Linked DNA regions of Homo sapiens: region 2 is linked to region 1. The links are chromatin loops, found by intact Hi-C in ENCODE. Cell type or tissue: heart right ventricle. All regions are shown on one strand. Links, peaks and the distances in the headings refer to the core of each region. The heading gives the core; the rest is flanking DNA. Region 1 overlaps DAGLB (diacylglycerol lipase beta). Region 2 has its middle 24 kb from the start of OCM.

Evidence for each region. Peaks named below come from ENCODE experiments on the same cell type or tissue, not always from the same donor. Only the 100,000 strongest peaks of a DNase experiment are listed, where the experiment ranks them.
Region 2: a loop joins it to region 1, with 5 times the contacts of the local background. A loop is called at or near these places in 15 of 110 quality-filtered maps.

Annotation. Positions count from the first base shown.
Region 1 is chr7:6,428,447-6,444,564 of GRCh38, forward strand. It overlaps DAGLB (diacylglycerol lipase beta), which reads right to left. Exons shown (of 15, transcript NM_139179.4): 3 at 7,916-8,087; 4 at 6,316-6,574; 5 at 4,391-4,513; 6 at 2,034-2,161. Among named protein-coding and RNA genes, the nearest start is that of DAGLB, 11 kb to the right of the region's middle. RefSeq lists an enhancer at 8,080-8,189 and a silencer at 10,899-11,099. In heart right ventricle, for the core only: CTCF peaks have their summits at 7,373 (motif pointing left) and 7,576; DNase peaks (open chromatin) are centred at 7,365 and 7,947; H3K4me3 peaks cover 1,527 bases; H3K27ac peaks cover 5,219 bases.
Region 2 is chr7:5,849,876-5,864,288 of GRCh38, forward strand. It overlaps the pseudogene ZNF815P and a transcript of OCM not described here. Among named protein-coding and RNA genes, the nearest start is that of OCM, 24 kb to the right of the region's middle. In heart right ventricle, for the core only: CTCF peaks have their summits at 6,720 (motif pointing right) and 6,921; a DNase peak (open chromatin) is centred at 6,821.

The DNA of each region.
Region 1 (16,118 bases), core at 3,205-11,204:
AGGACATTTACTTACTTGTTTTTTGTTTTGTTTTGGTTTCTTTTTTTTTTTTCTTTTTGAGACAGAATCTTGCTCTGTTGCTTAGGCTGCAGGGCAATGGTGTGATCTCCACTCACTGCAACCTCCAACTCCCTGGTTCAAGCGATTCTCCTGCCTCAACCTCCCGAGTAGCTGTGATTACAGGTGTGTGCAACCATGTCCAGCTAATTTCTGTATTTTTAGTAGAGACGGGGTGTCACCGTGTTGGTCAGGATGGTCTTGAACTCCTGACCTCAGGTGATCAGCCCGCCTTGGCCTCCCAAAGTGCTGGGATTATAGGCATGAGCCACTGCACCTGGTGGGATATAGACATATATATTTATTTAATTTATTTTTTAAGACAGCGTCTTGCTCTGTCACTCAGGCTGGAGTACAGTGGTGCAACCCCAGCTCACTGCAACCTCAGCCTCCTGGGCTCAAGTGTTTCTCCTGCCTCAGCCTCCCAAGCACCTGGGACTACAGGTACACACTGTTACACCCAGCTAATTTTTATATTTTTAGTGAGATGGAGTTTTGCCAGGTTGCCCAGGCTGGTCTCAAACTCCTGAGCTCAAGTGATCCGCTGGCCTCGACCTCCCAAAATGCTGGGATTACAGGTCTGAGCCACCACGCCCGGCCTGGGACAAGATATTTAAATGGTCTCAAGGCTGGCAGTCACCACCTCAGCCAAGCAATCAATGTTAATATAACCAGAAATGGGACAAACTGGCATCATGTATCCCCTGATATGATACACTAGGAAGGATGGTTGTCATGGACCATTCCCGCCAAAAATGCAAAACATAAATCTAATCATGGGGAAACCATCACACAAATGCAAATTGAAGGCCCTTCTACAAAATATCTGCACTGTCCTCTTCAAAATGTCAATATCATGAAAGGAAAGAACGGCTGAGAAACTTAAAACTTGAAGGAGACCAAAGAGACACAGCAACTAGATGTAACGCATCATCCTGGATTGGAGAAAAAAATTGCTAAAAAGGGTATTACTGGGGCTGGGCACAGTGGCTCACACCTTGTAATCCCAGAACTCTGGGAGGCTGAGGCAGGCAGATCACTTGAGGTCAGGAGTTTGAGACCAGCCCGGTCAACATGGGGAAATCCTGTCTCTACTAAACATACAAAAATTACCTGAGACCGGGCCTGGTGGCTGACGCCTGTAATCTCAGTACTTTGGGAGGGTGAGGCAGGTGAACCACAAGGTCAGGAGTTCCAGACCAGCCTGGCCAACATAGTGAAACCCCGTCTCTACTAAAAATAGAAAATTAGCCGGGTGTGGCCGGGCGTGGTGGCTCATGTTTGTAATCCCAGCACTTTGGGAGGCCGAGGCAGACGGATCACGAGGTCAGGAGATCGAGACCATCCTGGCTAACACGGTGAAACCCCATCTCTACTAAAAATACAAAAAATTAGCCAGCAGTGGTGGCGGGCGCCTGTAGTCCCAGTTACTCGGGAGGCTGAGGCAGGAGAATGGCGTGAACCAGGGAGGCGGAGCTTGCAGTGAGCCGAGATTGTGCCACTGCACTCCAGCCTGGGCAACAGAGTGAAACTCCATCTCAAAAAATGAAAATTAGCCGGGCATGGTGGCGGGCACCTGTAATTCCAACTACTCAGGAGGCTGAGCCAGTAGCACCGCTTGAGCCTGGGAGACGGAGGTTGTGGTGAGCTGAGATCACGCCACTGCACTCCAGCCTGGGCAGCAAGGGTGAAACTCTGTCTCAAAAAGAGAAAAATAAAATGGTTCGGGGAAAAAAAATACATGTGCATATATATATATATATATATATATATATATATGCAGGGGGGAGGGAGGGAGGGAGAGAGAGAGAGAGAGAGATACAGCGCATGTGACCAGATGAGTCACAGCTGGTGACTCTAGGTAAAGGATTCATGGGAGTTCTTTGCACTGTTCTTTCAAATTTTTGAAATATCTCAAAATAGCTTTTTTTTTTAAGGGAAATATGGCTATGGAGGCTCAGACTGTGCCAACCCACCAGTCACCACCAATCCTGCACAGCCCCGTGAGGGGGTTTCTGTAGATGTAGAGGGGCCACCCATAGGCCGCTGCTGCAAACTGCATGTAATGATGGCAGTTTTCTAATTCTGCATCCAGATCAGCTTCCTACAAGAGAAGGACAAAAACTACTGTTTATTAAGGGAACTCCTGACACAGAGGATCAACACACTGAGACCTGAAACCTGAACTCATTCCTGACTCTTCCTGCTCCTTCGTTGAATAGAACTCTCAGACGCCCACAGGCAAAACTGCTCCTTCAATAAGGATGACATGGACTCCTCATTTTTTTTTTTTTTTAGAGTCTCGCTCTGTCACCAGGCTGGAGTGCAGTGGCACAATGTCAGCTCACTGCTACCTCCGCCTCCCAGGTTCAAGCAATTCCCCTGCCTCAGCCTCTCAAGTCGTTGAGACTACAGGCACCCGCCACCACACCCGGCTAATTTTTGTATTTTTAGTAGAGACGGGGTTTCACCATGTTGGCCAGGCTGGTCTCGAACTCCCGACCTCAGGTGATCAACCTGCCTTGGCCTCCCAAAGTGCTGGGAAGCCAGGCGTGAGCCACCACGCCCAGCCTGACTCCTCATTTTATAGGAACACAGCAAGCACGGGGAAGTTAACAGTAAAAAACACTCCAATGACTTCTCTGCTGTTTTTGCTGAAATGAGCCGGCGCTTCCTATCTAGATGCCTGAAACTAGTACATTTCCATGCCACTGCCACACACGAGCTGTCAAGAACTGAGTGGCTTAACCCGGAGCAGCGAAGATACATACCGTCTACGTGCAATTTTCTTTCTCAAAAACATAACAACCTGTGGCAGGAAAATTATCACCAAGCAAAGCTGAACTGCTTCTGCCCCCAGCCCCAGAGAAGAAAGCAAACACACCCAGGGAGAATCGCAGTCCCCATCCCAGGAGGAATTGTTCTAATGCATAGAATTGAACAGCAAATTTCCTAAAACATAAGCCTTCAAAGATATGATAAATGTGGCCGGATGCAGTGGCTCACGCCTGTAATCCCAGCACTTTGGGGGGCCAAGGCCGGCAAATCACTTGAGGCTAAGAGTTTGAGAACAGCCTGGCCAACACGGTGAAACCCCGTCTCTGCTAAAAATACAAAAATTAGCTGGGCATGGTGGTGCACGCCTGTAGTCCCAGCTACTGTGGAGGCTGAGGCAGGAGAATTGCTTGAAGTCAGGAGACAGAGGGTGCAGTGAGCCAAGATCATGCCATTGCACTCCAGCCTGGGTGACAGAGACTCTGTCTCAAAAAATAAAATAAAAAATAAAGATATGATGGATGATAAAGTGGCCAGGAATGGGTTCCCACTACCTGAACTCCAGTTGATAACGAAGATGCCTCACCTGACAGGTGATGCAATACAACCAGTGGAAGCCGCCAATCAGATTCCAACCCTGCTGCTAATGAAACTGCTGTAGGGTCCTAGGCTTAGTACCTGGGTGACAAAATAATCTGTACAACAAACCTTCGTGACATGAGTTTACCGGTGTAACAACCCTGCTCATGTACCCCTGAACCTAAAATAAAAGTTAAAAAAATGAAAAATAGGCCCGGTGTGGTGGCTCATGCCTGTAATCCCAGCACTCTGGGAAGCCGAGGCAGGCAGATTACCTGAGGTCATGAGTTTGAGACCAGCCTGGCCAACATGGCAAAACCCCATCTCTACTAAAAATACAAAAAATTAGCTGAGTGTGATGGTATGCGCCTGTAATCCCAGCTACTCAGGAGGCTGAGGCAGGAGAATCACCCGGGAGGTGGAAGTTGTGGTGAGCCAATTGTGTCATTGCACTCCAGCCCGAGCAACAAGAGCAAAACTCCATCTCATAAAAAGAAAAAGAAAAAAAGGGGAGGGGAGGCTGGGCACGGTGGCTCACGCCTGTAATCCCAGCACTTTGGGAGGCTGAGGTGGGCAGATCATGAGGTGAAGAGATGGAGACCATCCTGGCTAACACGGTGAAACCCCGTCTCTACTAAAAATAAGAAAAAAAATTAGCCAGGTGTGGTGGCAGGCGCCTGTAGTCCCAGCTACTCAGGAGGCTGGGGCAGGAGAATGGTGTGAACCTGGGAGGCAGAACTTGCAGTAAGCCGCGATTGTGCCACTGCACTCCAGCCTGGGCGACAGAGCGAGACTCCGTCTTAAAAAAAAAAAAAAAAAAGGTGGGAGAGGGGAGGGAAGGGGAGGAGGGGGAGGGGAGGGAGGGGAAAGGGGAATGAAGGAAGGGAGGAAGAAATTGCTATAGGTTAGCTGTATGATTCTGAAGACCCACCAAAAGGTGTAAGTGTCAGAACTGGACACTCCATGAAGCCAGGCTCACCTGGGAGCTCCCTGGGGCATGGCAGACCACCTGGGCAGGCTCTTGGTTGTTCCTGATATTGTCCTGTTGCTGATGAAGCAGGGCGAGGCCCGCCGCAATGTCGCTGGGCACCAGATCTGTGTCCTGGGTGGGAAACCACAATGGCCTGTCATAAAACCCAGCAGGCACCACCCCCGGGTTCCCTAAAATCCAGTCTTCTATAGTTGATAGGCATTCACGCACACACAGACATTTCTAGACACAGAGGTATGTTAAAAAGACTGCTCCTGGCAGGAGTGCTTCTCTATGTGACCTGAATATGTTTTCACATCCTGCCCTCAGACAAGTCCACTGGAGAATATAAAAATGCTATTCGTCTGTCTTAAAATTTCACTTCATGTGACTCAACTATTTTTAATCTACTTCAAATATTTTGTAAAGTGGAGAAATCAATGGATAAATTGTCCGTTTTTGTAGCAATGCACCATTTTAGCCCACGTTTATACTCTCATTTCTCAAGATGCTGGGAAGGTTTTGTTGAAACACAGTGGATGGTAGAGATTTATGAGACTAAACTCATACTCACAGGGTATGGCAAGCCTCATAAAGGACCCCAAGCTGGGAAAGCAACAGAGAGTGAGTCTTCTTAGGCCTGACATGTCCTTTTTCTCCAGGAAATGGAGGAATTAGGAATTCTCAATCACCTCCGGGTACTTGTAGCCCGTAAGAATGGACAATATACTGCCAGGTGCGATGACTCACGCCTGTAATCCCAGCACTTTGGGAGGCCGAGGTGGGCGGATCACCTGAGGTCAGAAGTTCGAGACCAGCCTGGCCAACATGGTGAAACCCTGTCTCTACTATAAATACAAAAATTAGCTGGGCGTGGTGGCAGGTGCCTGTCATCCCAGCTATTGTAGTACTCTAGCTACTCAGTACGCTGAGGCAGGAGAATCTCTCGAACACAGGAGGTGGAGGTTGTGCCAAGATGGCGCCACTGCACTCCAGCCCGGGTGACAAAACGAGACCTTGTCTCAAAAAAAAAAAAAAAAAGACAATATACTGGCCACTCAGCCACTGAGCCATCAGTTCTGCCTGTGATGTAGATTACGACATCCTCTAGAAATAACCAGCTTCTCTTCTTCCCTCTTCCAGATATCTTAAGACTAGGTTTAAGCACTTCTTTAAGTTACTGAGGGGACACGCTTCCCTCTTCCCTCTACGGAGGCTGCTGCTATGACTTGGTGTCAGGCTCCAGGACCAGCCCTGAATGGTGCCAAGTCGGATAGCACAGAGGTGGGAAGAGAGACTGGCAGGTGTGCAGGATAAGCAGAGAACTCTTCCTCCCTTACCTCATCTCAGTATGGAATTTAACAGCATTTAGCAGAGAATGTCATATAAAAAGATGACACGCTGCATGTGAAAAAAAAAAAACAAGCATTTTCAAATTGCGGAAGAACTCGCTCTAGAATGACGCTCCCTTCTGTGCTGCAATCATCTATTCAAACTGTCTTCCAAAAGTAGCATCGTCGATCATTTCCATCATGATACAAAGTGGTAAGAAGTCACTCACTATCTGATTCCAACCTCGATTCATGCCACTGCCTGTGCTTGGTATCTGCTCAACAGCAGCTGCAAATTATTCTCAAAGGGTACAGCGTCCGTTATGTGGTTCCTTACAGGCTAATCCAGCATTTTGACAGGGTAGTGAGTGGGTGTCAATACGAAGACATGTCCTATTGGGACACAGGGTCTGAGAAGGTGTGGCTCTTGCAGTTAACTGCTCCCTGGAGGGCTCATCACAGACAGAGGGTCTCCGGCCACCCCCCACACACCCAAAGACACCAGGTTCTCAAACGCGGTTTTATGGGAACAGAGGGACCGGCTCCATCAGAAGCATTTACTGAAACAGAAGAAACAGACCAAACCAGATCCCCTCGGCTTACTGAAAAGTAGGTTGAGAAAAGCTCTGCCGTACTCGAAAAAGCAACCCGAGTATGGTCGTCTTTCCCAATGCAACAGCACAAGAGCTTGATTCTGGTTTCCCACACGCTTGTAGCTGCTGTCTTGAGGCCATTAAGTAACTGGCTTGAATCATGACTATCCAGGTGGCTGGGGCCGGCAGAGGAATATGGAGCCATTTTCCCCCCAAGAGGGTCAAAGACAATGATAATGGAAACCACTGTGGCAGCGATGATGATCCAACTGCAAGACAGAGAGAGGAAAAGGCTCGGTGACTGCGGGCCCCAGCCCAGACGCAGATGTCCGGGGTCCCTCCTCCAGGTTCAGTTTCTGAGTCTCTACCACGGAGGGTTCTGTTACCGAGGAAGATGCAGCTCTCCTGGAACCTGCCTGAGGCAAGCAACTTTCTTCTAGAAAGTTCCTTATGAGGCTGGGCATGGTGGCTCACACCTGTAATCCCAGCACTTTGGGAGGCCGAGGCCGGCAGATCACGAGGTCAGGAGATCGAGACCAGCCTGGCCAACATAGTGAAACCCCGTCTCTACTAAAAACACAAAAATTAGCTGGGTGTGGTGGCACGTGCCTGTAGTCCCAGCTTCTGAGGAGGCTGAGGCAGGAGAATCGCTTGAACCAGAGAGTCGGAGATTGCAGTGAGCCGAGGAGGCGCCACTGCACTCCAGCCGGGCGACAGAGGGAGACTCCGTCTCAAAGAAAAAAAAAAAAAAGTTCCTTATGAATCAGTGGTTAACCCAGGCCCTGCCCTAACAGTAAAGGCCACAGAAGGAACAGGGAGGTGTCCGCTGGGCAGAGTTGCAGCCTGCGCCCGGATGCAGCGGGCACTTCTTCTCCATATGGCCCTGGGACCATGACATACGCCCTTCCCCTTCGGTGCCTCAGGGCTCTTCTCATGAAGGTATCACAGAGTACTCTGATAGGCCTCTCATCTATATGTTTAAATATTTCACACTGCAAGACGCCGGATTGAGGAGCACACGCAACCGGGAAATGCCCCTCCCGAAGGGGCTCTGCTGCCCCCTGGCGGTGTGACTCGAGAAACGCAGCAACAGCCCAGGTCTGATTCCTTATTTAGAACAGAGGGTGTTAAGGGGGCGGGACTGGATCATCTCTAAGATTTTTAGCCTAGAAAACACGAAAACCTTATTGTTCTAGAATATTATTCCCTGTCCCACTTCTGGACACCGTATCTCTTTTCATACCTTTAGTTTTAGTTTTTGCTCTGGTTTTGGTCTTTGGTTTTCTTCCGAATTCTTATAAGAGAAGGGTTAGGAATAAAAGACTTTAAGAAAAAAAGAAAAAAAAAAAAGAGAGAGAGACAGAAGGGAATGTAGAAAATAAAGAACCAGTAAGGAAAGAAATCTACATCAATACGTGCATAACGAAAGACGAGTTGTATTTCATGGACAAACAGTGTCTCTAAATTTTCATGAGTTACGCAGAAACTAACTCCAATTTCTAACTATTTGAGGAAGTCCGAGGGACGCTGGACTCTCTGTCATGTTAGAAGGGTTTGTTCACCTATGCCTCAAATCCACTGAAACTCAAAGAGAAGAAGGGAGATGTCACCTGACCACGACGGTTGCGATGATGCCGTTTACAACTGTCCTGTCGCACTGAACACCATCTGCCACCCAGGCAGCCCCCAGAGAGGCCCAGACCATCTCTGGAAAAAACAGCGCCAGGCGGATGTAAAGCAGCTTAGACATAGACTTCCGCGGTCCAGGGTTACAAATCGTTCCTGAAATACAAAAAACGTTCCGACTGCTCAGTTGCTTCCTCAGAGATGAAGAGCTTCCTTTTTGCAAAAATACAGCTTTTGCAGAGCATACATTTGTACTGTGCACACCCGCCTCCTGACTTTTTCTACTTATAATTGGTAATCAGCACCTAAGTCAGACAGCAAGTGAGAAAATGAGGATGGGAAACGTGACAAGAAGTCCTGGGCTCTTTTTTAAGATTTAGCAGGGATTAAAAACACTTCTGGGTTCTCACTGGGGTGACAATATAATCATGGCCCAAACTGGTATACTTCTGAGAGGAAAAAAGGGGACTATTAATAATTATGCTGGGGCCGGGCACGGTGACTCACACCTGTACTCCCAGCACTTTGGGAGGAGGCCAAGGCAGGTAGATCACCTGAGGTCAGGAGTTCGAGACCAGCCTGGCCAACATGGTGAAACCTCATCTCTACTAAAAATTAAAAAATTAGCGAGGCGTGGTGGCGGGCGTCTGTAATCCTAGCTACTTGCGAGGGAGGCTGAGACAGGAGAATCGCTTGAACCCAGGAGGCGGAGGTTGCAGTGAGCTGAGATTGCGCCACTGCACTCTAGTCTGGGTGACAGAGCAAGACTCCGTCTCAAAATAATAATAATAATAATAATAATAATAATAATAATAGTAATAATTATGCTGAGACAACAGGCACAAAACAGAACTGTCCCAGGCAAACAGGGATATATGGTCACCCAAGTTCTAACAGCCATGAAAACAAGCTCCACGTCCCTTTGAGACCTACATTGTTCTAGACACCAACCTAAAACACTTTATGTGCGTAGTTCTGTAATCCCCACAATGACTGGGTTAGTCATTATCTCATTTTACGTATGAGCAAGCAAACTGAAGCTCAGAGAGCGTAATAGCTACCATTCTTTTTGGAGACAAGGTCTCACTCTCTTGCCCAGGCTGGAGTGTGGTGGCACAATCATGACTCACTGCAGCCTCCACCTCTCAGGCTCAAGTGATCCACCCACCTCAGCCTCTCTGGTAGCTAGGACTACAGGTGCACACCACCACGCTGAAATAGGCCTCATAGTCCCATAGACAGTTGTTTTTTTGTGGGCGTTTTTTGGTTAATTTTTGTTTTTGTTTTTTTAGATGGAGTCTCACTCTGTCGCCCAGGCTGGAGTGCAGTAGTGTGATCTCAGCTTACCACAACCTCCGCCTCCCAGGTTCAAGTGATTCTCCTGCCTCAGCCTCCCTAGTAGCTGGGATTAGAGGCATTACACCTGGCTAATTTTTGTATTTTTAGTAGAGACTGGGTTTCACCATGTTGGCCAGGCTGGTCTTGAACTCCTGACCTCAAGTGATCTGCCCGCCTTTGCCTCGCAAAGTGCTGGGATTACAGGCATGAGCCACAGCACCCTACCAGGAAATAGCTTTTAAATTCAAAAAATTATCTTCTGTTAGAATGACTGAAATAGTTACATTTTAAAATATTAGGCACTAACATAAAGAAGGATGAGTTCATGTCCTTTGTAGGGACATGGATGAAGCTGGAAACCATCATTCTGAGCAAACTATCGCAAGGACAGAAAACCAAACACCGCATGTTTTCACTCATAGGTGGGAACTGAACAATGAGAACACTTGGACACAGGGTGGGGAACATCACACACCGGGGCCTGTAGTTGGGTGGGGGAGGAGGGAGGGATAGCATTAGGAGATATACCTAATGTAAATGACGAGTAACGGGTGCAGCACACCAACATGGCACATGTACACATATGTAACAAACCTGCATGTTGTGCACATGTACCATAGAACTTAAAGTATAAAAATAATTTTTAAAATGCAAAAATAAATAAATAAATAAAATATTAGGCACTAACAGCCTCATTTTTGGCACAAAGACAAAATTTTATAAGCTAAATAATTGTAACACTAACCTCTCTGAGGGGGAAAGGGTGCAGGTATGTGGAAAAAAAAAAACACAGTCCTATATTTGGAGCTTGTTATAACAATAGCCAAACACCCCAGAGAAACAGGAAACAGTATCTGCATACACACTGCTTCCTGGAGGGCTGGGATTCTAAAAACAGACACATCCTAATGTCAGCAGCACCTGGACTTGAAACTCCAACTGTGATGACAACTGCTGATACTGCATTAATGAAATACACAGACAAGGAATCAAGAGATGGAGTTGCTCTGATTAAGGTTCCAGAAAATAAGATATTGATCCCAGCACATTGGGTGGCCAAGGCAGGAGGATTGCTTGAGCCCAGGAGTTCGAGACCACGCTGGGGAACACAGAGAGACCTCATCTCTGATTATTTTTTAAAAAAGATAATGATGATGATGATGATGATGATGGTACTGAGAAAATCTCCTTTACACGGTTTTGCCTGCCTAGAAAAAATTTCTGGCCGGGTGCGGTGGCTCACGCCTGTAATCCTAACACTTTGGGAGGCCGAGGTGGATGGACTGTCTGAGCTCAGGGGAGGCCAAGGTGGATGGACTGTCTGAGCTCAGGAGTTTGAGACCAGCCTGGCTGACATGGTGAAACCTCATCTCTACTAAAATATAAAAAATTAGCCAGGCATGGTGGTGTGCTCATGTAGTCCCAGCTACTCAGGAAGCTGAGGCAAGAGAATTGCTTGAACCCAGGATGCGGAGGTTGCAGTAAGCCAAGACTGTGACACTGCACTCCAGCCTGGGCGACAGAGTGAGACTCTATCTCAAAAAGAAAAAAAAAGAAAAAAAAAAAAAGAAAAACTTTCCCTTTTATTTTTCCTTAAGAAAAACAGATGCTAGTATGGACCTGGCTGCCGCAGCAGGCTTCCTAAGGTCGCTGGCCCCATAACCGACAAGCACAGCTGCATTCCTAAATGTAATGTCCTCACCACTGTCTTGGTTAAGTAACCCTATCATCCATCATCAGACACAGCCACTTATGGAAGAGCAATGAAAGGAAGGCCTAGGTCCCAGAATCAGTACACTCAACTCCTATAGCCAATGCTGCAATCTTCTCTGACCCAGCTTAGCAATGAGCTCTTGGGATACAAACACAGAGGAGATACAAGGAGGCATCCCACAATCAAAGCCACACATGGCACAAGGCAGACTTTGTATGTCAAAAGGGTTCTTCTGTCAAAACATGGTAGTCATAAGGGTGGACCATCTCCAATCAAACCTCCCACAAGGTGCAACAGTGGGATTTCATTTGGGAGGTTTTCAAATTAAAAATAGAAACTAGGCCGGGTGCGGTGGCTCATACCTATAATCCGAGCAATTTGGGAGGGCAAGGCGGGTGGATCACCTGAGGTCAGGAGTTCGAGACCAGCCTGGCCAACATGGCAAAAACCCATCTCTACTAAAAATACAAAAATTAGCCAGGCATGGTGGTGGGCGCCTGTAATCCCAGCTACTCGGGAGGCTGAGGCAGGAGAATCGGTCGAACCCAAGAGGTAGAGGATGCAGTGAGCTAAGATCACGCCACTGCACTCCAGCCTGGGTGATGGAGAAAGACTCTGTCTCAAAAAAAAAAAAAAAAGAAAGAAAAAGAAACTACCACAGTATCAAAGTTTTCCTCAAATGCCGGGTGCAGTGGCTCAGGCTTGTAATCCCCAGCACTTTGGGAGGCTGAGGCGGCAGATCACCTGGAGTTCAAGACCAGCCTGACCAACATGGAGAAACCCCATCTCTACTAAAAATATAAAATTAGCCAGGTGTGGTGGTGCATGCCTGTAATCCCAGCTACTTGGGAGGCTGAGGCAGGAGAATCACTTGAACCCAGAAGGCGGAGGTTGCGGTGAGCCGAGATCATGCCATTGCACTCCATCCTGGGGACTCAAAAGCGAAACTCCGTCTCCAAAAAAAAAAAAAAAGTTTTCCTCAATTGAGCTACAGAAGAAGAGGATCAGTCTTCTGGATGGAGAGGACTGAATTCCACCTGCTCCAAATGTTCCCTCCACATCTTGTGATGTTCCTTTCAGAGAGGAGTATCAGCCAAAAGCTAAAGAAGCATTCTTTCAGCTCAGATGACAGGCTACTGGGACTTGATTTACGAAACAAAAGGGACAACAGAAGTTAGCTATGTCGGCCGGGTGCAGTAGCTCATGCCTGTAATCCCAACACTTTGGGAGGCCATGGCGGGAAGTTCGAGACCAGCCTGGCCAACATGGTTTCTACAAAAAAACACAAAATTAGACAGGCATAGTAGTGTGTGCCTGTAATCCCAGTTAATTGGGAGGCTGAGCCAGGAGAACTGCTTGAACCTGGGAGGCGGAGGTTGCAGTGAGCTGAGATCCCACCACTGCACTCCAGCCTGGGCAACAGAGCAAAATTCCATCTCAAAATCAATCCATCAGTCAATCAATCATTTATATTTCCTTTACATGTTCATGTTCTTTGCCCATTTTCCTACTGACCATTGGTTTTTTCTTTGTTTTTTTTTTGAGGGGGGGACGGAGTTTCCCTCTTGTGAAAGTGCTGGGGTTACAGGCATGAGCCACCGCTCCCAGCTTTCGATACATATTTTTAATAAGGCATATGACGTTATGTGTAACAAACTGACAATTTTTTTTTTTTTTTTGAGATGGAGTCTCGCTCTGTCGCCCAAGCTGGAGTGCAGTGGCGCGATCTCGGCTCACTGCAAGCTCCGCCTCCCAGGTTCATGCCATTCTCCTGGCTCAGCCTCCCAAGTAGCTGGGACTACAGGCAGCTGCCACCACGCCTGGCTAATTTTTTGTACTTTTTAGTAGAGACGGGGTTTCACCATGTTAGCCAGGATGGTCTCAATCTCCTCACCTCATGATTCGCCCGCCTCGGCCTCCCAAAGTGCTGGGATTACAGGCGTGAGCCACCGCGCCCGGCCACAAACTGACAATTAAACAAACATTTTTTTCTTTTTTTTTTTTTTGAGACAGAGTCTCACTCTGTCGTCCAGGCTGGAGTGCAATGGCGCGATCTCGGCTCACTGCAACCTCCGCCTCCCGAGTTCAAGCGATTCTCCTGCCTCAGCCTCCCGAGTAGGTGTGACTACAGGGGCCCGCCACCACGCCCAGCTAATTTTTTGTATTTTTAGAAGAGACGGGGTTTCACCGTGTTAGTCAGGATGGTCTTGATCTCCTGACCTCATGATGCACCCGCCTCAGCCTCCCAGAGTGCTGGAATTACAGGTGTAAGCCACCGCGCCTGGCCTTCAATACATATTTTTAATAAGGCATATAATGTTATGTGCAACAAACTGACAATTAAACGAACATGTTTTTATAAAATACTGTTTTCAGTTTGGCTGGGATATCTCTACCCACAAGTTACAGAAAATTCAACTCAAACTGGCTGAAAAGCAGGAAGGGCCACAATGACTCGAGCGACTGAGTGCAGAAGCAAGACGGCATCGGGGCTGCCCTGACCGAGACAAGCCTCCATCTCCTTGTGCTTCTCCCAGCTCTCCCCTGCCCTGTATGTCAGCTTGCCCTGCGCTGTGAGTGGAGACACAGCTTCAGCCAGGAGAGCGACGATAAATGGCTTTTGGATCCTTCCTAGAGGGGCAAGGAAGCACTTCCCCAGAACCTTCCACCAAACTCTCCCTGACTCTCACTGGGCCAAACTGGGTCACGTGTCCATTCCTGAACCAATCACCAATACGTGAGCCCGGCCTAGGGTCTGCTTCTCTGACGCATACTTGGTATGTGTGGGATGGGGGCAAAACAAAACGGGGTTCTGTTTGGAGGAGGCTGTGGGATAGACAACCCAGAACACTCCGACAACCCACAGATGACTTCTGAGCTCTGACCACAAGTACATGATGATGCAAGCATTGTACGAGTGTCTAGGAAGAGGGAACGGAGTGAATATGAGCATCCCTCACAGGGAGGTAAAGACGTCCCAACACCAAAAATATCTCAACACAAACAAACATGTAAGGAAAAAAAAAAGTACACCGACTGCTTCCACTCTGACCCTGCTATTACAGCCACAAACTCAGTGGTCTAACCAGAATGTGAGATGAACAAAAAAGGGCAAATAAGTTAGATAATGCTGTATCTGAAATGACACCAGTCTCAATACTTCACCTTCAATAAGAAGCTTCCCAGCGCTGAAGCCACACTGTACACATGGTTTCTTTCTTTCCTTAAGCATCTGGCACCAATGACAGCCTACATTTGGGGGCCAACACAAACGTGGAGCCTCCATCAATCCAGCCTCCTTGCGTGGATGTTTCTAGAGGCATACTAAAATACACAGAGCTAGCTGGGTGCAGTGGCTCACACCTGTAATACCAGCACTTTGGGAGGATGAGGTGGGTGGATCAGCTAAGGTCAGGAGTTCGAGACCAGCCTGGCCAACATGGTTCAACTTTGTCTCTACTAGACCAGGTGCAGTGGCTCACGCCTATAATCCCAGCACTTTGGGAGGCTGAGGCGGGCGGATCACGAGGTCAAGAGATGGAGACCATCCTGGCTAACACAGTGAAACCCCGTCTCTTCTAAAAATACAAAAAAAAAAAAAAAAATAGCCAGGCACGGTGGCGGGCGCCTGTAGTCCCAGCTACTTGGGAGGCTGAGGCAGGAGAATGGCGTGAACCCGGGAGGCGGAGCTTACAGTGAGCCGAGATAGAGATAGTGCCACTGCAGTCCAGCCTGGGTGAAAGAGCGAGACTCCATCCGGAAAAAAAAAACAAAAAACAAAAAAAACAAAACAAAACAAACAAAAAACTTTGTCTCTACTAAAAAAAAAAAAAAAAAAAAAAAAGAAACTGTCTCTACTAAAAATACAAAAAAATTAGCTGGGTGTGGTGGCACGTGCCTGTAATCTCAGCTAGTTGGGAGGCTGAGGCAGAATTGTTTGAATCTGGGAGGCAGAGGTTGGTTGCAGTGAGCTGAGATTACGCCATTGCAGTCCAGCCCTGGGCAACAAGGGCAAAACTCTGTCTCAAAAGAAAAAAGTAAAATAAAATACACAGAGCTCTGTTTTCTATGTTACTGTGGTAATCAGGCACATGCCACTCTTGCTGGTCATCCCAAACCCTAAGGTCTTTTTCTCATGAAAGATGTTGCTGCTAACATTTCTACCCTCTACATTGCTCCTATGAGCTAACACCTTTTACATTTCAGTCCTTTATTCCAAACTGTCAAGATCTTGATGCCGTCACTCACTGTATCACCAGCGCCTCCCAGTGCACCTCACCACCAGCATATATCTGATATGCATACCTCGTCCATCCCAATTCAAGCAGTGACAAAGGACTAAAACATGGCGGATGGTGGCATGTCACACAGCCCTGCCTCTGACCAATGAATCATTTCTAAGAATGCATTCCTTTATTAGTCACCACAGTGCTCACATCATCCTATGAAGCAGAGGAATCCAACAGGGAAGGTTTCCAACACTTCTGGAGACATTCTCAGATAAATGGTTATCTACAGAAAACTGTAACACATATAAAAAATATGAAGAATAGGTGATCAGACGCGGTGGTTCACCCCTGTAATCCTAGCATTTTGGGAGACCGAGACGAGAGGATCACCTGAGCCCAGGAGTTCAAGATCAGTCTAAGCTATATAGCAAGACCCTGTCTCTACAAAAAATAAAAATAAAAAAAATTAGCCAGGTATGGTGGCACGTGCCTGTACTTCCAGCTACTTGGGGGTTGAGAAGAGAGGATTGCTTGAGCCCAGGTATTTGAGGCTGCAGTGAGCTATGATTGCGCCACTGCCCTCTAGCCTGGGCAACAGAGCAAGACACTGTCTCTAACAACAACAAAATAGTTGTAACCCTCACAATGTAAAAATAAAAGGGACCAGGCGCGGTGACTCACACTTGTAATCCTAGCACTTTGGGAGGTCGAAGCGGGTGGATCACGTGAGGTCAGGAGATCGAGACAAGCCTGACCAACATGGTAAAACCGCATCTCTACTAAAAATACAAAAATTAGCCAGGCGTGGTAGCGGGTGCCTGTAATCCCAGCTACATGGGAGGCTGAGGCACAAGAATCACTTGAACCCAGGAGACGGAGGCTGCAGTGAGCAGAGAGCACGCCACT
Region 2 (14,413 bases), core at 1,861-9,860, 580 kb before region 1:
GTTTACTTGGAACTTGAATGTTAAATGGTATAGAAGGGTAAGAAACAAGAACTTGGGGGCTACACAAGACAGAACTGGCCTTGAAATAACTCAGATGCGCAGAACTTTCCACAGGCTGTACATCAAGGGAGACGGCAGACTGGAGACAGAAAGCTTGCCTGTCTGTCCTTGGGCTCTGGGTAGGGCAAGATTTTACCTGGATGAGTCCATGTGCACTGGCCTGCATGTCATCTAAGTTAGAATTTGAACTTGCCCTACTCATGTTCCAATTGAGAAACTGAACAATCAGGCCGGGTGCAGTGGCTGTAATCCCAGCATTCTGGGAGGCTGAGGAGGGTGAATCACCCGAGGTCAAGAGTTTGAGACCAGCCTGCCCAACATGGTGAAACCCCATCTCTACTACAAATACAAAAAGCTGGGCGTGATGGCAGACGCCTGTAGTCCCAGCTACTCGGGAGGCTGAGGCAGGAGACTTCGCTCGAACCTGGGAGGCAGAGGTTGCAGTGAGCCGAGATCGCACCACTGCACTCCGGTTTGGGCAACAAGCAAAACTCTTGTTAAGAAAAAAAGGTAGACACAGCATGAGTCCACTTATATAAGGTACCTAGAATAGTCAAACTGATAAGAGACAGAAAAAAAGTAAAACGTTGGTTATCAGAGCTTGGGGGTAAGGGGGATGGAGAGTGAGGGTTAATGGGGACAGTTTCAGTTTGGGAAGATGGAAAAGTGCTGGAGATGGATGATGGTGATGGTTGTACAATATTTTGTTTTTCTCTTTTTTTTTTTTTTGAGATGGAGTCTCGCTCTGTCGCCCCAACTGGAGTGCAGTGGTGCAATCTCGGCTCACCGCAACCTCCACTTCCCGGGTTCAAGAAATTCTCCTGCCTCAGCCTCCTGAGTAGCTGGGATTATAGGTGCACACCACCATGTCCAGCTAATTTTTGTATTTTTAGTAGAGATGGGGTTTTGCCACGTTGGCCAGGCTGGTCTTGAACTCCTGACCTCCTGCCCGCCTTGGCCTCCCAAAGTGCTGGTGTTATAGGCGTGAGCCACCATGCCCAGCCTGGTTGCACAATATTTTTGATGTAATAAATGCCACTGAATTGTACCCTCAAAAATAGCGAAAATGGCAAATTTTATGTTACGCATATTTTACCACAATTAAAAAAAAAAAAGTGTAGGATCCACTCCCAGCTGGTGCTCTGGCCCTGCCCTGGCCCCACAGTGGAGGAAGGTGCTTCTCTCCCATTAACGTGGACACGCCTTGACCAGGACTTTGAGCGTGTGGTTTTTCCCTTCCCTAGCCCGGGCCTCGGACCTTCTATGACAATCCGCTTTCCTCTTATATGTGATTTTACTTTCCCAGACTGGAACATTTGCTTTCTGTTCACTTTACTGAACAACACTTAGACATCCAACCTCTCTCTGTCCTCTCTCTTCCCTGAAGCTTCCTTGGCACACAACACACCTAGGCAAGCCTGGGTGGGTACAGGAGTGGTTCACTGCATCCCTGGAACAGGCTCAGGGGTTTTCGGGCATAAAGGCCTCCTCCCTGGCTTGATGGTCAACCTGTGCCCAGTGTCACATCCATCAAATGACTTTGTATTTCACAGCTTCTCTTCCACCCCCACTCTCTTGGGAGAGGTCAGGCCCTTCCAGCCCAGAGTGGGGGTCAGTGTGGACCTGGGATTTGATGTATACTCTAAGCTTGGGGAAAAAAAATGGTTAAAAAGTCCCCCAAGGGCAGCAGGAAATCGGGCTCTGGTCCCAGATGCATTTGTGATGAAAGGGATTAGACTCTGCAGCTCCTGTTAAAATCAACCACCGCGTCCATGGGTTGATCCAAGAATTCTGTGCAAAGTCTGTAAAACTCCGTCCTTGGTCTTGCTTGCTTTAATGACAGTCTTTCACATTTTTGTCCTAACATGTTTCTTCTCAGCCTGATTTTTTTAACAAACTGGCAACTTTGAAATGTAAAACAGTGAAATCTAGAATTTTCTCCCAGAGAAAACTTTTCCAGAGAGAACACACACACACACACACGCCCATCAATTGAGAACCATATGCTAAGAGCAACTATGTTTACTTTACAAAAGAATAATGTCTTGGCTGGGCACGGTGGTTCACGCCTGTAATCCCAGCACTTTGGGAGGCCGAGACAGGCAGATCACTTGAGCTCAGGAGTTTGAGACCAGCCTGCGCAACATGGTGAAACCCTGTCTCTACAAAAAAAATTAGCCGGACGTGGTAGCATGTGCCTGCAGTCCCAGCTACTCAGGAGGCTGAGATGGGAGGATCGCTTGAGCCTGGGAAGTGGAGGTTGTGGTGAGCCAAGATTGCGCCACGGCACTCCAGCCTGGGAGACAGAGTGAGATGCTGCCTCAATAACAATAATCACAACATCTTGAAATAACCGTTTCTGTCTCTTTCTTGCCACTGGAGACAGAAGAGTTAGCCAGGTTGCAGTTTTTTTTCCCGTTCCTCACTCCTGGAGACACCCAGGCCACTGGGTTCTGAGCTCCTTGTCTCCAGGGAGTTAAGATGAACATGCTAGAGTCAGCTTGCTTCAAGTCTCAGCTCTACCATTTGCTAACTTTGGGTAAATCATTCAAGCCTCAGTTTCCTCATCTGTAAAACAAGATTATCAATGTAACTACATCCTACATGGAGTAGGCAGCAGACTACAAGGGTCTCTCGAGACCAGCAGAGGCAACATAGTCTTGCTCTGTCACCCAGGCTGGAGTGCAGTGGTGCGATTATAGCTCACTGCAGCCTTGAACTTCTGGGGCTCCAGCGATCCTCCTGCCTTATCCTCCCAAGTAGCTGGGACTACGGGCACATGCTATCACGCCTCACTAACTTTTTAACTTTTTCATAGAGATGGGGTCTCGCTCTGTTACCCAGGCTGGTCTCAAACTCCTTGCCTCAAGCATTCCTCTTGCCTCTACCTCCCCAAGCAGTGGGATTACAGGCGTGAGCCACTGCACCTGGCTAATTTTTAAATTTGTAGCAGAGATGGGTGTCGCACGATGTTGCCCAGGCTGAGTCTATATTTTCATACGGTCATTATTCCCCATGTTAAACTTAGAGGCAAAGTCTTATTATTATGGTTGTAGTTGAGAAAACCTGGGCTCAGCAATATAATAAGGTTCATCTGAGGTCAGCCAGTTTATAGCACACCTGAGTTGGGACTGGACCCCACCCCCCCACCCCCCCACCGACCCCCCGCCCTCAACTCTTCTGTCGGGTATAAGGTGCTGCCTACATAATGCAAAATATCCACAGTAAATTACAGCGAGGTGAGGCTGGAGCTGTAGTCTGCATGACAAAGCAGTCTTTAACACACAAACACACTGCAGTAATCACTGTGTACAGTATTCCCCTGTGAGAGTTAGTTGGCTTTTAGGTTGAAAATAAGCTGAGTCTCTGAAACAAGAAACATGTCAGATTGCTTTGCCAAAAAGAGATTCACACAATTTTTTTTGAGACACTGTCTTGTTCTGTTGCCCAGGCTGAGTGCAGTGATGCAATCATGGCTCACTGCAGCCTCGACCTCCTGGGCTCAAGTGATCCTCCTGCCTCAGCCTCCTGAGTAGCTGGGACCACAGGCATGCACCACCGCACCTGGCTAATTTTTTATTTTTTGAAGAGATAGAGCCTCACTATGTTGTCCAGTCTGGTCTCGAATTCTTGGGCTCAAGCAATGCTCCCGTCTCAGCCTCCCAAAGTGCTGGGATTACTGGGATTACAGGCATGAGCCATAGCACCCGGCCTCAGACACGTAGGACGAAATCTCCAAACTGCTTCTCTATAAAGGACAGAGGGTGACTCAAGAACATGAGCTCGGCCAGGTGTGGTGGCTCATGCCTCTAATCTCAGCACTTTGGGAGGCCAAGGTGGGTGGGTCACTGGAGGTCAGGAGTTCGAGGCCAGTCTGGCTAACATGGTAAAACCCCATCTCTACTAAAAATACAAAGCCAGGCACGATGGCAGGTGCCTGTAATCCCAGCTACTCAGGAAGCTGAGGCAGGAGAATCACTTGAACCTGGGGGGCGGAGGTTGCAGTGAGCCGACATAGCGCCATTGCACTCCAGCCTGGGCGACAGAGTGAAACTCCATCTCAGAAAAAAAAAAAAAAACGTGAGTTCAAGGAACCTGACCCTCACGCTGTCTTATTTCCACCTTGGGCGTTTATTTCCTTGTTTATTTGTGTTTCTTTTCTCCTCCCCAGAAAGCTGACTTCATGAGACCGAGGATCTCGTTCGTTGATCGATGCTACATATTCAGCATGTTAGATAATGAGGTTGGTGAGATTGATGAAATCCCGCCCACCAGGGCCGACCCACAAAGAGCCACTTTATGAAGAACATGCTCCTGAACTCCACTCCACAACCAGCTTTTGAAAAGAAAAATCTGAAAAAATTTGACCTCAGTTAAACTGGTCCAAATGCCTGAGCATAACCAAAATCTTTCCTCATTCACTCTTCACGTGGACCGTGTTTAATTTGGTTGCTGGTGATCATATTTGTTTTAGTAAAGGCTGTCACTCTATCTTGGGCGAAGATTTGGGTTCTGTGGACTGATGTTATTTTATTTTGTTATTTCATTTTATTTATTTTAATTTTAATTTTATTTATGTTATTTTATTTTATGTTTTACTTGAGACAGGATCTCACTCTGTTACCCAGGCTGGAGTGCAGTGGTGTGATCACAGCTCACTGCAGCCTCAAACTCCTGGGATCAAGTGGTCCTCCTGCCTCAGCCTCCCGAGGAGCTGGAACCACAGATGCATGCCACCACGCCCAACTATTTTTTTTTTTTTTTATTTTTGGTAAAGACAGGGTCTTGCTATGTTGCCTCGGCTGGTCTCTAACTCCTAGGCTCAAGCCATCTTCCCACCTCAGACTCCCAAAATGCTAGGGTTGCAGGTGTGAGCCATTAGATGTCGTGATTTAAAACAAAAACCTCTTCTGTGTTTGACACGGGGCCTTTGCACTCGTGCTCTGGCCCTCTGCCGTGGTGCCGCAGTTCTCACTCTGGGATTTTTATTACCTCTGACGTGCCTTCCTGTGGTGACATCTATAGGCAGCTGCATAAATCATGCCCACAAAGAAGGACAAACCGAGGAGCCTGGAGAAGTCAGGGTTCCTCTGGAAATAAATATTCTGTATTCTGTTGCACGCACACATATGTGCCCTTTTCTTTTTTTGAGATGGAGTTTTGCTCTTGTTGTCCAGGCTGGAGTGCAATGGCATGATCTTGGCTCACTGTTATCTCCTCCTCCTGGGTTCAAGCAATTCTCCTGTGTCAGTCTCCTGAGTAGCTGGGATTACAGGCACCCGCCACCATGCCTGGCTAATTTTTTTTGCATTTTTAATAGAGATGGGGGTTTCACCATGTTGGCCAGGCTGGTCTCGAACTCCTGACCTCAAGTGATGCACCCACCTCGGCCTCCCAAAGTGCTGGGATTACAGCCACGATGCTTAGCCCATATTTTCTTATTATCAAAAATCCTAATACTTTATATAGCCTCTAACCCACAATTCCCCTTCCATGAACTTAAAATGTTTACAGAAATTGTGGAGATCTCCCCTTCTTATGGCCAAGATGGATAACCCTTCTTGCCTTAAATACCTACAACTGTACAAAACATAGGAAACAGCAGTTTCTTTTCGTTTTTGAGAAGGGTCTTGCTCTGTTGTATAGGCTGGAGTACAGTGGCAAAATCAGGGCTCATTGCAGCCTCAACTTCCCAGGCTCAAGCGATCCTCCCACCTCTGCCTCCTGAGTAGCTGGAACTACAGGTGTGAGCCAGCATGGCTGGCTAATTTTTATAATTTTTGTAGAGATGGGGTTTCACCGCATTGCCCAGGCTGGTCTTGAACTCCTGAGCTCAAGCCATCTGCTCACCTCAGCCTCCCAAAGTACCGGGATTACAGGTGTGAGCCACCAAAAGCTTTAATTCTTTTTTTTTTTTGAGATGGAGTCTTGCTCTGTCACCCAGGCTGGAGTACAGAGGCACTGTCTCGGCTCACTGCAACTTCTGCCTCCCCAGTTCAAGTGATTCTCCTGCTTCAGCCTCCCAAGTAGCTGGGATTACAGGTGCTCACCACCACGCCTGGCTCATTTTTGTATTTTTAGTACAGATGGGGTTTTGCCGTGTTGGCCAGGCTGGTCTCAAAGTCCTGACCTCAGGTGATCCGCCCACCTCGGCCTCCCAAAGTGCTGGGATAACAGGTATGAGCCACCACACCCGGCCCACTGCTCCCTTTTGACCAATAATTTGGGAATGTGATTTTAAAAAAGCTTTAATTCTTTATATAGCCTCTAACTCACCCTTCCAGGAACTTAAAATGTTTTATTTTTTTCTTGAGACAAGGTCTCACTGTGTCACCCAGACTGGAGTGCAGTGGTGCCAACATGGCTCACTGCAGCCTGGATCTCCTGGGCTCAGGCAGTCCTCCCACCTCAGCCTCCCGAGTAGCTGAGACTATAGGCGCACATTGTCATGCTCGGCTACTTTTAGTATTTTTATTTTCTTGGAGAGATTGGGGTCTTGCTGTGTTGCCCGAGCTGGGTTCGAACTCCTGGTCTCAAGCAGTCTTCCCCCTTCAGACTCCCAAAATGTTGTAAAAATTGTGGAGACTTCCCCAACTTATGGCCAAGATGGATTAACCCTCTTGCCTTAAATACCTAGAAAACCGTACAACACATACGCAAAGGCAGTTTTTAGACACCGGTCAATAGGTGGCACTAAAGACCATGATCTCCGTTAGGGGAGAAACCAATGAGGCAAAGTGTTTCCAGCTGCCGCGGGAGGAGGGCAGCCGGGCAGAGCCCAGTGTTCTCCCTGAGTGCAGGAGACAGAGCTGAAAGTGTGAGCAGGCCTGGCCAGGTGCGGTGGTTCACGCCTATAATCCTAGCACTTTGGGAGGCCGAGGTGGGTGGGTCACTTGAGGTCAGGAGTTCGAGACCAGCCTGGCCAACATGGTGAAACCCTGTCTCTACTAAAAATACAAAAAATTTAGCTGGGCGTGGTGGTGCATGCTTGTAATCCCAGCTAGTCAGGCGGCTGAAGCATGAGAATCACTTGAACCTGGGAGGTGGAGGTTGCAGTGAGCCGAGATCGCGCCACTGCCCTCCAGCCTGGGCCAGAAAGCGAGACTCTGTCTCTAAAAAAAAAAAAAAAAAAAGTTTGAGCAGGCCAAAGCAGCTGGAATTTGCAGGATGGAATCCTGCGGGAGAGATATGCAAAAAAACCCAAATTCTGCAGCTTTGCAAAGGAAACCTCTTGACTCTGAAGCTGAGTGGGATCACCTCACACATGGAGGAAATTACCCGAGCAAGACTAGGGGAAGGAATCACACAATAGAAACAGGCAGAATAATTCCAAAGTCCACAAAAAGCTGGGAACCGTTCGTGTTTCCAGCAGGCAAAGTGAAAAACCTCATAATACCTGGGGCATTGAATCAAGTGTTCAGAGGGGCGTTGCCTTCGTGGTGCGGCAGAATTGGCCCTAGACTAAGGGTTGGTCTAGTTCTGCAAGTCTCAAAAGGACCACGCATCTGGGTGCGGAGGTTCACGCCTGTGATCCCAGTACTTTGGGAGGCCGAGGCGGGTGGATCACCTGAGGTCAGGAGTTCAAGACCAGCCTGGCCAACATGGTGAAATCCCCGTCTCTACTAAAAATACAAAAATTAGCTGGGCGCGGTTGTGCGCACCTGTAGTCCCAGCTACTAGGGAGGCTGAGGTGGGTGGATCGCTTGAACCCAAGGGGCAGAGGTTGCAGTGAGTTGAGATTGTGTCACTGCACTCCAACCTGGGTGACAAACCGAGTCTCACTCTCAAAAAAAAAAAAAAAAAAAAAGATTACGCTATTTCCAAGTCACTTAACCATGTCCCAGAATAAGCTCAAGAATATATTTTTTAAACAAGAATATTCAGCACCCAACCAGGTAAAATTCACAATATCTGGTGCCCAGTAAAAAATCACCAGGCATGGCAGGAAGTGTTGGCTCACACTTATAATCCCAGCACTTTGGGAGGGTGAGGCAGGAGGATTGCTTGAGGCCAGGAGTTCAAGATCCAGACTGGGCAACATAGCGAGATCTCATCTCTACAAAAGTAAAACTAAAAAATTAGCCAGGTGTGGTGGTGCACACCTGTAAGCCCAGTCAGTTGAGAGGCTGAGGTGGGAGGATTGCTGAAGCCCAGGAGGTTGAGGCTGCAGTGAGGTATGGTGGTGCCGCTGCCCTCCAGCCTGGGTGACACAGCAAGATCCTGTCTCTGAAAAAAAATAATCATCAGGTATGCCAAGAAGCAAGGATTATATCCCAGGAAGAGGAGAAAAATCAATGAAATGAAATGACAAAGATAGAACTAATAAAGAGATTAAAACACTTACTACAACTATTTGGTATGTTCAAGAAGGTAAATGAAAATATGAGCATGTTATGGGTAAGTATGATGGCTCACACCTGTAATCCCAGCACTTTGGGAGGCTGAGGCGGGCGAATCATGAGGTCAGGAGTTTGAGACCAGCCTGACCAACAAGGTGAAACCCCGTTTCTACTAAAAATACTAAAATTAGCTGGGCGTGGTGTTGCACGCCTGTAATCCCAGCTACTCAGGAGGCTGAGGCAGGAGAATCTCTTGAACCCGGAGGGCGGAGGTTGCAGTGAGCCAATATTGCGCCATTGCACTCCAGCCTGGGCAACAAGAGGGAAACTCCATCTCAAAAGAAAAAAAGAAAGAGAAAAGAAAACTCGCTGGGCGTGGTGGCTCACACTTGTAATCTCAGCACTTCCGGAGTCTGAGGCAGGTGGATCACTTGAGGTGAGCAAGGTGTCAGAGCCCCAGCACCAGGAAGTGGTTGATTGGAGGGTTGGTAAAAAGAATTTGCTGACATCAGGCTGGGCATGGCGGCTCACATCTGTAATCCCAGCACTTGGAGAGGCCAAGGTGGGTGGATCACTTGAGGTCAGCAGTTCAAGACCAGCCTGGCCAACGATGGCCAGGAGAAATGTAGCGATGGTGTAACCCCATCACTGCTAAAAATACAAAAATTAGCTGGGCATGGTGGTATGGGCCTGTGATCCCACCTACTCGGGTGGCTGAGGCACGAGAATTGCTTGCACCCAGGAGGTGGAGGTTGCAGTGAGCCAAGATGGCACCACCGCACTCCAGCCTGGGGCACAGAGCAAGACTCTCTGTCCCTCAAAAAATAAATCAAATAAAAAGAAGAAAACTGATGTTCTGAGAGATTAAGTGAATTTCCCAAGGGCAGACAGCTAGAAAAGCCCAAGATAGGATGGGATCTCCTGTCTCCTGAGCTTCTTTCTATCCATTCAAGGTCATATCTAGATAAGAACATGAGGGTTTTTTTTTAATTATTATTTTTTAGAGACAGGTTCTCGCTCTGTCACCCAGGCTGGAGTGCAGCGGTACAACTATCTCACTGCAGTCATGAATTCCTGGGCTCAAGCAATCCTCCCACCTCGGCCTCCCAAGTAGCTGCAACTGCAGGCACGCGCTACCATGCCTCGCTAACTTTTTACATTTTTGTAGACATGGGGTCTCGCTCTGCTGCTCAGGCTGGTCTCAAACTCCTGGCCGGCAGCAATCCTCCTGCCTCGGCCTCCCAAAGTGCTGGGATTCCAATTGTGAGCCACTGCACCTGGCCAACATGAGAGTTCTTGGGGCTTTGGAACAATTCTCTGAATTCAACTCTGACATCTGTCCCGGGTCATTGAAGCTTTTGGGCGACAACATCTCTTCCTTGATGGTTTTCTTTTTGTTGTTTTTTATTTGTTTTGTTTTTTTTGTTTTGTTTTGTGTCTTTGAGACAGTTTCGTTCTTGTTGTCCAGGCTGGAGTGCAATGGCGTGATCTCAGCTCACTGCAACCTCCGCCTCCCGGGTTCAAGCGATTCTCCTGCCTCAGCCTCGTGAGTAGCTGGGATTACAGGCGCCCGCCTATAATTTTTGTATTTTTACTAGAGACAGGGTTTTACCATGTTGGCCAGGCTGGTCTTGAACTCCTGATCTTAGGTGATCCACCTGCCTTGGCCTCTCAAAGTGCTGGGATTAGAGGTGTGAGCCACCGCGCCCAGCCAGTGTTTTTTTATTGGATGGTTTTTCCTGGGTTCTGAATCTCATGGGGATGTCTGCCCAATACAAGGAGACCCCCCCCACAAAGAGAACCCACATCATGGACAAGTGAAGACAGATAAAAATATGGGACCCTGGAGCGAGAGATGCCAGCTCTCTCATTATGTGGGGTTTAGTTGCAATTTCTCCTTAATTAACTCACTTAAGTCTTCATTAAATGTTGCCTCCAGCTCATCCGTAAGTTGAGACGGAGCCGCTCACATTTCTTGTTCATGAAAAAATCAGCGTCCTATACCATTTTGTTTCTTTTCTGCTATAGCATTTCACACATGCCTAAGCAGTTTGGGGCTCTCCGTATGTGTGTGTGTGTATATATATATGCATATATATATATATATCATTAGGTATATATACGTGTATATATACGTATATATATATTACGTATATATGCGTGTATATATACGTGTATGTATATTATTACGTATATATACGTGTATATATACGTGTATATATATATTACGTATATATACGTGTATATATACGTGTGTATATATATTACGTATATATACGTGTATATATACGTGTGTATATATATTACGTATATATACGTGTATATATACGTGTGTATATATATTACGTATATATACGTGTATATATACGTGTGTATATATATTACGTATATATACGTGTATATATACGTGTGTATATATTATTACGTATATATACGTGTATATATACGTGTATATATTCACGTATATATACACATATATACGTATATATATATTCGTATATATACGTGTATATATACATATATATACACACATACACACATACATATATATACACACACACATATATACACATACATATACATATACATATATATATTTATTTATTTATTGTTGTTCCTGCTGAAAAAGTGAAACATTGATTTAGTGACCACAGAGTTGGCCAGAGAGCAAAAACAGCAAGAACAGGTTTTGGGTGAAAACTGCTGGAGAACTTCTTGGCAAGAAGTCCTCAAATGGGGTAGCCTGGAGGTGGCTCGCTAATGCTGACACCAAATGTGTGTGCCACAGGTGGTGGTGGTTATAGTTGTTGCTGGTTTTTAGCAGGATGGGAGGGAGATGTGCTTTAAGAATCCCAGTTCTGGCCGAGTGCAGTGCGGTGGCTCACGCCTGTAATCCCAGCACTTTGAGAGGCTGAAGTAGGCAGATCACCTGAGGTCAGGAGTTCGAGACCAGCCTGGCCAACACGGTGAAACCCCATCTCTACTAAAAATACAAAATTAGCCGGGCTTGGTGCTGCGTGCCTGTAATCCCAGCTACTTGGGAGGCTGAGGCAAGAAAATGGCTTGAACCCAGGAGGCGGAGGTTGAAGTGAGCTGAGATCGCACCATTGCACTCCAGCCTGGGCAACAAGAACGAAATTCTGTCTTAAAAAAAAAAAAAGAATCCCAGTTCTTGGGGAGGAAGTTGGAATAGAACCAGTTGGGTCATGTGATAGACACTTCCACTGTGTTTTCCAAAGGAAATTTACATTCAGGAAGGAAAACATGTTGAAGAGCGGAAGGAGAGCCAAGAGAGTTGCTCAGTACTTGGGTAATGCATTTCTTATTCAGAGGAAAGTGAGTTTAGCAGGGAAGGAGGGTTCCAGTTCCTCTCTCACCAGTGCTTGGCATGGGTCAGCCCTCCTCATTTTGGACATTTTCATTAATGTGTATTGGCATCTCATTGTGGTTTTATTTATTTATTTATTTATAATTTGTTGTTGTTGTTAGAGACAGGGTCTCACTATGTTGCCCAGGCTGGTCTCAAACCCCTGGGCTCAAGTGATCCTACCGCCTCGGCCTCCCAAAGCATTGAAATTGCAAGCATCAGCCACCACACTCGGCCTACTTTTTAATTTAAAAAAATTTTTTTAGAGACAGGGTCTTGCTATGTTACCCAGGCTAGAGTACAGTGGCTGTTCACAGGCACGAACATTGCACACTACAGCCTCAAACTCCTGAGCTCAAGTGATCCTCCTGCGTCAGCCTCCTGAGTGGGTGGAACTGCAGGCGTGTGCCCCTGGGCCCTCACAGTGGCTTTAATCTGCATTCTCTAATGATGAATAACGTTAAGCATCTTTTCATGTGCTCGTTTGCCATCCATACTGAAAGTTCGTTTTAAAGACAGGATCCATACACCAGCATGTTTGTATTGTGAAAGAAGGTAAATTCTCAGGACCCCAAACTCACTATGCCAAAGAGAAAGTCAAGCTTGGAAACTGAGTCATGCAATACTGCCTTCCCTTTTGTTCCCAAATGGAGAGCTGTATTTTCATAACCCCATGTTCTAGCCTCATGCATAAGCCAGGTGCCCACCAAGACAGAACGTTACGTATCTTCCCAGATGGCTCCCTCACAAGTTGCTCACAAAGTGAGCCCCTAATTCTTTCAGGATACATCTCCCCCTATAAACTAGCCCTAAAAGCAAGTTCTGTTAAATCTCACACTGACAATGTCGATTACCAGCTTATTTTCACATGGATAGGACAAGGACAAGATCGTAAATCATCCTTCCACCTACCCTGAGATAAATGCAGCATGGCCCTATTCCCCTACTCCCTCTTTTCATGTTTACTTTATGTTATGTAAAATGCAGATTTACTGAGCTCAAGATGAATGCAGCATAAACTCTTTACTCCCTCTTTTCACGTTTATCTTATGTAAAATGTGGATTCACTGGGCTTAGGATGAATGCATCACAGACTCTACTCCTTTTCAAGTTTACTTTATCTTGCGTAAAATGTAGATCTACTGAGCTCAAGATGAATGCATCATGGACTCCTCTACTCTTTTCACATGTTTATCCTATGTAAAATGTGGATTTACTGAGCTCAAGATGAATGCATCATGGACTCTTTACTCCCTCTTTTCATGTTTATCTTATGTAAAATGTAGATTTACTGGGCTTGAGATGAATGCAACATGGACTCCTCTACTCCCTCTTTTCATACGTTTATCTTATGTAAAATGTAGATTTACTGAGCTCAAGATGAATGCATCATGGACTCTTTACTCCTTTTTTCACATATTTACTTTACCTTATGTAAAATGTAGATTTCCTGAGCTGGAGAGGAATGCCTCATTGACATGTAAAATGTAGATTTATTGATCGCTAATCAGAGCCTTGGGAGAATGGGACCATTTGCCTCTCTGCCTACCCTCCCTTCCTTTATCCCTCCTGCTTGCTCTTTCCCCTTTAAATAGTGAAGTTCCCAAACCCTCTTTGGAAACTCACAGGTCACAGATGCTCCTGTGGCTGATGTTCCTCCCGGGCGTGTCCTCAAACTGCTGCATCAACCTCAGTCAATGGGGACTCATGACTCATTCCCTTTTTCGGTTAATATTATGTTAATGGGAAAGATCTATTAGGGAGAGAGAAATTGATGGCACAGGAGAGGGAAGAGGGAGTACGTGGAGTGACGTGCTTGAGAGGGTGGCAGGAATGGAATCCAGTTTAGATGGCTGAGGGGCTGGCTTTAGATAGGATGTGGATGGTTCATTTTTTTTTTTTTTTTCTCAAGATGGAGTCTTGCTCTGTCACCCAGGCTGGAGTGCAATGACATGATCTCAGCTCACTGCAACCTCCACCTCCTGGGTTCAAGCGATTCTCCTGCATCAGCCTTCCAGGTAGCTGGGATTACAGGTGCGCACCACCACGCCCAGCTAATTTTTTGTATTTTTAGTAGAGATGGGGTTTCACCATGTTGGCCATGCTGGTCTCAAACTCCTGACCTCATGATCTGCCTGACTCGGCGTCGCAAAGTGCTGGAATTACAGGCGTGAGCCACTGTACCCGGCCTGATGGTTCATGTTATAGCTAAGGCAGGAAGGCAGAGTGAGTGGATGCAGAGGCTGGGAGAGGGCCGATGTTGTCTAGGGAACCTGGGGACACTCTCCTCTGGTCGTTAGTATTTTCTCAGTTAAGGAGAAGGCAAGGTCATCTGCTGAGGATGAAGACATGTTGGGGTTTGAGAAGGAGATCAGGAATGCAAGAATGATCTGGGGAACAAGGGGGGCAAAGAGGGGGCCAGGTGCTGTGGCTCACACCTGAAATCCCGGCACTTTAGGAGGCTGAGGCAGGAGGGTCGCTTGAGCCCATGAGTGCAAGACCAGCCTGGGCAACATGATGAGATCCCGTCTCTACAAAAAATAAAGCATTAGCCAGGCATGGTGGTGCATGCCTGTGGTCCCAGCTCCTGGTTGGGGGGGATGCTATGGTAGGGGAAATCACTTGAGCCCAGGAGGTTGAGGCTGCG